Regions from separate parts of the Homo sapiens genome. Here region 1 is linked to region 2. A link is an interaction called in ENCODE POLR2A ChIA-PET data of the cell type or tissue named here. Cell type or tissue: Panc1. All regions are shown on one strand. Each heading gives the region's core, and the rest is flanking DNA. Links, peaks and the distances in the headings are about the cores only. Region 1 overlaps LOC105379080 (a long non-coding RNA gene). Region 2 has its middle 290 kb from the start of NR2F1-AS1.

Region 1 (2,933 bases), core at 217-2,716, 860 kb after region 2:
ATTTCACTTTGTATTAAGTGGATAAAAACACTAATTGCAATCACCTAAATTGGTTAGATAAATATTACTTATTAGAAAAGACTGTTGAAAATGATGCTGTTAGAAAATCTTTGAAAGACTCTATACAAATTATTTACCAAACATGTGTATGTATATGTCTGTGAATGTATATATGTACATATTCATATAAAAGCAAGAGTAAGCATACATACTTTTAAAATAGAGGTATCAGATATAAATAGGTGAGAAATCTAGGAGTTCAAGTTTGCTAACAGAGTTGCAGTTGAATAATTATTTATTTGCAAAGTCTGTATTATGCTCCTCCTCATGTGTGTGCATACAAGTATGTGTTTCCAACTCCCAAAACAAATCTACAAATGTTAAAGATAAGATGATATAAAAACTTTATACATTATTTTATGAAAACTGTGAAAATCTTTTAAGACTCATGAGAATAAATCTCCTGTTAAGATGAGATTGGCACTATAAAATGTAAGGGGATGATCAGGGCTATAATTGAAAAAGTGTAATAAAAGTGACACATCATTTTTTATGCCATAATATAGGATTCTTATATACCCCTACTCCCACAAAAACATAAAACCCACTTAGTTCAGAATATTCTACCATTTCTTAATTGTTACTCTGGTCACATTTCCCACCCTTAATCCTATTCTTTGAATCTTAAAAAAAAATCTGCCGAACACTAATTATTTAACCTTGCCTCCTACCTACTTTCCCTCTTTATTCTGAGGTTTCTTAAGGGCTATAATGAGCTGTCCCCACACAAACAGGCCAAATTAGTGGATAATTACTGCTGGGCCCGTGAATGTTCTCACTCCTCCTTTCTTATAGTTTCACAACATTACCAGAATGGTCTGTCGCCTCCCTACCAATTAGGAACAATTACTACTTTATAACATTAGTGGTGGGAGGCTTATTATGTTCAAGGATATGTAAAAGTAAGGTAAGAGTAGGAGAGAACTGCAAGGCCAAAAGGGGTCACTGTCACATGAGGGATATCAAAAGTTTGATAGTTTTAATTTCATTTTTTTAGGAATACAGCTGCAAAGATTTATATTAACTCTATTAAATGAAAGTGAACATCATATATTGCCGAGGTTGTGTTTTTCTCCTTTTGTTCAGGATATCTCATTTTGATGGCTTGAGTTTTCAAAATCATGGAAATGACTCTACATCCTTCTATGGGAGCAAAAAGGGTTATTTATTTTTTTGGTTTCCTAGTAAACATGTCAACATATCTGTGTGTGTGTGTGTGTGTGTGCATGCTCACACACATGTGGAGAGTATGGTCTTGGCATCTGAATTTAGTTTCTTAAGCTACGTCAAGGATGCCATTGAAAAGTAAGGTACTGTGATTCAGAAGTGTAGGTAACAAACATTCCTTTTCAATCTGTATTTAAATAGGAAATTGTAGATCAAGATAAACCTGCATCGAATCTTCAGAATGAAGTGTTTTGAAAGTTTTTCAAGACTGCTCAATGGGTACTAAATTACAGTTGGATAGGAAGTATAAGTTCCAGTGTTCTATTTCACAGTAGGATGACTATGGTTAACAATATCATATTGTATATTTCAAAATAGCTATAAGAGAAGACTTTGAATGTTCTCACCACAAATAAATGACAAATGCATGAGACTATGAGTATGCTAAATACCTTGGTTTGAATTGTATACAATGTATACATGTATTGAGACATCACACTCTACCCATAAATATGTACAATTATATGCCAATTATAAACAAAAGTTTAAAAATGTTTACTATATATGCAGTTGACTTTTCTCTTTCTGGAGAGATGGAGCATAAAAAACCTGTTCATAAATTCTTTATTTTTTGATGCAATATTCTTATTACTTCTGTAAAACATTTTTTGAGGTTGTGAGTGATATTTATTTGGCAGTAAGAGGAATAGAAATGAAGTCAGGGTTCACCCTGCAGCAAAAATAAATTAATAAAATAAAAGGCTCACGTGGTGTTGTGTATGGGTGCTCTCTTTCATTCAGGGTATATGCCAGAAATTCACTGAAATGTGATGCATGTTAATGCATCTGGCCTTACCATCCCTTTTGACACTTGGTTCCTGTTAAGGCGTCCGCTCCATGGTCAGAGAACACAATCCTAAATCTTTCTTTCGATGGCATCTTAATTAGTCTAGCTGATTCATGCTTCAAAAAAAGGAGCAACATGGAAACCCTCACAGGATGGAGAAGAAACCATCTAACTTGAATATTTATTTCAAGTAAAACAAGAAACTATTCTAGATACCCCTGACAGGAGAAAATTTTTAGATGAAATCGGTAACCAACTTTGACAGTAGTGTCAGAAAGCATGACAATAGAGAGACTGTTATTATTATTATTATTATTATTATGGAATAAAAAGACTACTGTTGTCAAAATTGGAATTGTCATTTTAGCTGAGTGGTAAGAATGAAAAATGCATTTCAGAGAGTTAATAAAGGATTAGCTTGAAAGAAAGTGAAACCTGAGGTTATGAACCACACATATGAAAAGTTTGATAATTAAAAGGAAAAAAAACTTCAAGAGTACTAAATAAAATAATTTTGCAGAATGAGGTTTTGTATATTTGAAGGGAGAAAAGGAGAAACTAAATGAAGAAGGAGAGTAAAGAATTATAAAGGTATGGAATCTAAGGTGTGTATTACCTTCCACAATTGGAACGTGTTTACATACACACATTCTTTTATGCTGGTTAAGAAGTAATAAAAAATGAGAACAATAACAGAAGTATCCTGAGATAAGAGGACATATATTGAGTGGGCTCTTTCTTTTCAGTGAATTAGAAAGCAAAGACTGTGTCTCATTTAGAAAATTGAAGCACATTCTGGAGAAAAAAATGTTGCATAAAGGATGTAGCCTTGACTGACAAGCAACTTAAAAAAACATCA
Region 2 (2,933 bases), core at 289-2,788:
GGGTGGGCCCTAATCCAATCTGACCGGCATCCTTATAAGAAGAGGAGATAAGGACACAGAACCAGAGAGAAAAGACACAGAAAGACAGGCATCTGCAAGCCAACTGCACTGAAACCTTCATCTCAGACTTCGATCCTCCAGGACTGTAAGAAAATAAACTTCTGTTGTTTAAACCATCTAGTCTGTGGTACTTCATTATGGCAGCCCTAGCAAACCAACACACTGCTCCTGTCACAATACGTCAGCAATCTGCCAGGATGTACATTTATAGTCCACAGAAGGAAGTTTTGGAGGTACCGACCTGTCTTGATTTTCTCCTATTCTCTGTTGCTGGGACCACTCTGGACTTTTTTCTTTGCTATATTTGGTTTCCGGGCCATCTTTTCATTGAAACTTGAAATAGGTCCAGAGGATAAAAAGTCTATCAACATTAAAAAAACATTTTCCCCAACATTATATAGTGAGTGTGAAACTAAAGAAACCCAAGATTTGGGGAAATTTCTAAGGTCAAAGCAAAAATGTCCAGGCATAGGAATAAGACAGATGGGACTATCCTGCAGAATGATAACAGCATCTCGTGAAGAGTTTATTGAAAAGTAGTAGCATCATTAACTTTCAAAATCTACATCCAAATAATATTATACTATTGTATAATAGTGTAAGAACTTAAACAATAACTTCTATTTCCTCTCTTCAATTCTTTGCACTATCATTGTCATATGTTTCACTTTTACATATATTGGTAAATCCCATAATACGTTGTTAATATTTTTGCTTTATTCAGTCAGTTATCTTTGAAAGAAATTATAAAATTTAAAAAGTGTGTATATTTACTACTTTTTAGCACTTTTCATTCCTTTGTGTAGGTCCAAATTTGTATCTGGTATCATATTACTTTTATTGGAGAAACTTCTTTTAACCTTTATTATAGTGTAGGTTTGCTGGCAATGAAGTTTCTCATTTTTTTGTTTATAGGAAAGAGGCTTTATTTCTCTTTCATTTTTGGAAGTTATTTCCCTGGATATAGAATTCCGGGTTGGCTTAAAAAATTTTTTAGTACTTAAAAGATAGCATATTGTTTTCTTCTGATGATCACAGTTTCTAAAGAAAAGTGTGTTGATATTGTTTCCCAGCATATAATTTATTTTTTTCCTCTAAATACCCTCAAGACTTTATCTTTGATTTTCAACAATTTGACCTATAATGTATCTATGTATTCACTCCCTCACTCCTTTCTTTCTCTCCTTTTTTCCTCTTCCCTCCCTCCCTCCCTCCTTCTCTTTCTCTCTTTCTTTTTTTTTTCATTCTGCTTGGGGATCTCTAATATTCTTGGATCTACAATTTGTTGTAATTTTTTAGCTTTGGATAATTCTTAGCCATTATCTCTTTAGATATTTCTTCTGTTTTTGTTTTTTTCTGTTTTTCACTCTATTTTTTCTCTTTGTGTTTTAGTTCGGATAATTTCTATTGGTCCGTCTTCAAGTTCACTGATTATTTCCTCTGCTATGTCCAGTTTGCTGATAGAACTGTTGAAGGCAGTCTTCATTTCTGTTGCCATGTTGTTATCTTAGCATTTCTAGTTGGTTTAAAAAATAATTTCCGTCTCTCTGCTGGGATTCCCATCTATTTGTAAATATTGCTTACTTTTCCTACTAGATCCTTTAACATAATAATCACATTATTATAAAGTCCTTATCTAGTAGTTCCAATATTTGGGTCATCTCTAGGTCTGGTTCTGTTAATGACTTTACCTCTTGACAGTGGGATTTCTTTCCTTGCTTTTTTATGTCTTGTATTTTTAAACTGAATGCTGAATATGGTATGCAGGAAAACACACAGTGAGGTCATCAGTATTTATATTTAGAAATGGGCATATCTCTTTTTCAGTCAGAACATTAGTATGGGAGGTTTAATCAATCAGAAATAAAGTTTGATTTTTGTTGCTGCTATAGTTAGCTGTCTGCAGTGCAACACAGTCTCAATTCCTCCAGCATCGAGCTTCTTCTACCTTGTTTATAGGGGACCCAGAATCTGGAGAGTTTTCATTACTGTTCCTGCTCTACTAGCAGCTTTTAACAGGCCTCGCCCCCCTGTGCCATAGAGTGTCTCCTATTGTATTCTTTCCGCTCCTTTAATGGAAGACTGCTATTCTTGTTATTTAATATGAGATTTGTGGTAGAAACAGCAAATTCTTGGTTCTACTGGTCCATCCTCATTCTTAGGCAAGTCTTGTGTTCTTGTACCTCAGTGTGGGGCTTCTCACTCTGCTTTGTATCAGAGGAGGTCTTGGGAAAAAGAATTTGCTGCCCCTCCTCCAGTGGTAGCAGATCTCACCATTGTATGAGCACAAAAATCTGAGCCAGAGCAGATTTTATGCCTCTCTCTTAGGGACATACAGGTTTTACTTCTATTTCTCCTTCAGTGGTAGTGTACTTTTGCCTGGAGCCAGTGGAAAGGATGGTACCCTTCCCTTAGTGGGCTTTACTTAGTTCAATATACCTGATCATGGCATTTGTGGGGGCAGTTTCTTGTCTCTTTGTTAGGGGCAGACAACTTTTGTTTCTATGTTTCTACCTTTTCATTAGTGAGAAGTTTCTTCTTCTTCTTCTTTTTTTTTTTTTTGCCTGGGACATGGGACAAGGGCATTTTGGACACCTCTCCTAGAGACAAACAGTGGATCTTTGCCTGGGCCCTGAGAGGGGGCAGGGTTTCCTGTCCCTCGTCTAGAGACTGAATGCTTTTGCTTTCTATGAAATAAGTTGCTGAGGGTTTGGGGCCTCTACTCCACCAAGGGTGACCTCCTGCAGATTTTCTGCTTTGCTCCAAAGCTTTCTCAGGAGTATCTGGTATGGAAAAGAGCTTCCAAGTAAGTGCAGACTCCTCTTCTATCTAGAGCTCCCAGGATTCCAAGCTTTCATGTTAGCCCACATTAG

What was found. Peaks named below come from ENCODE experiments on the same cell type or tissue, not always from the same donor. Only the 100,000 strongest peaks of a DNase experiment are listed, where the experiment ranks them.
Region 1: POLR2A ChIA-PET joins it to region 2 with 7 read pairs; 1 of 35 experiments calls an interaction of 5 or more read pairs at or near these places.

Annotation. Positions count from the first base shown.
Region 1 is chr5:92,427,749-92,430,681 of GRCh38, reverse strand. The region is part of intron 3 of LOC105379080 (a long non-coding RNA gene); the gene reads right to left. Among named protein-coding and RNA genes, the nearest start is that of LINC02058, 510 kb to the left of the region's middle. In Panc1, for the core only: no CTCF peak of the experiment used is centred there; no DNase peak of the experiment used is centred there; H3K27ac peaks cover 345 bases.
Region 2 is chr5:93,285,863-93,288,795 of GRCh38, reverse strand. No RefSeq gene overlaps it. Among named protein-coding and RNA genes, the nearest start is that of NR2F1-AS1, 290 kb to the left of the region's middle. In Panc1, for the core only: no CTCF peak of the experiment used is centred there; no DNase peak of the experiment used is centred there; H3K27ac peaks cover 114 bases.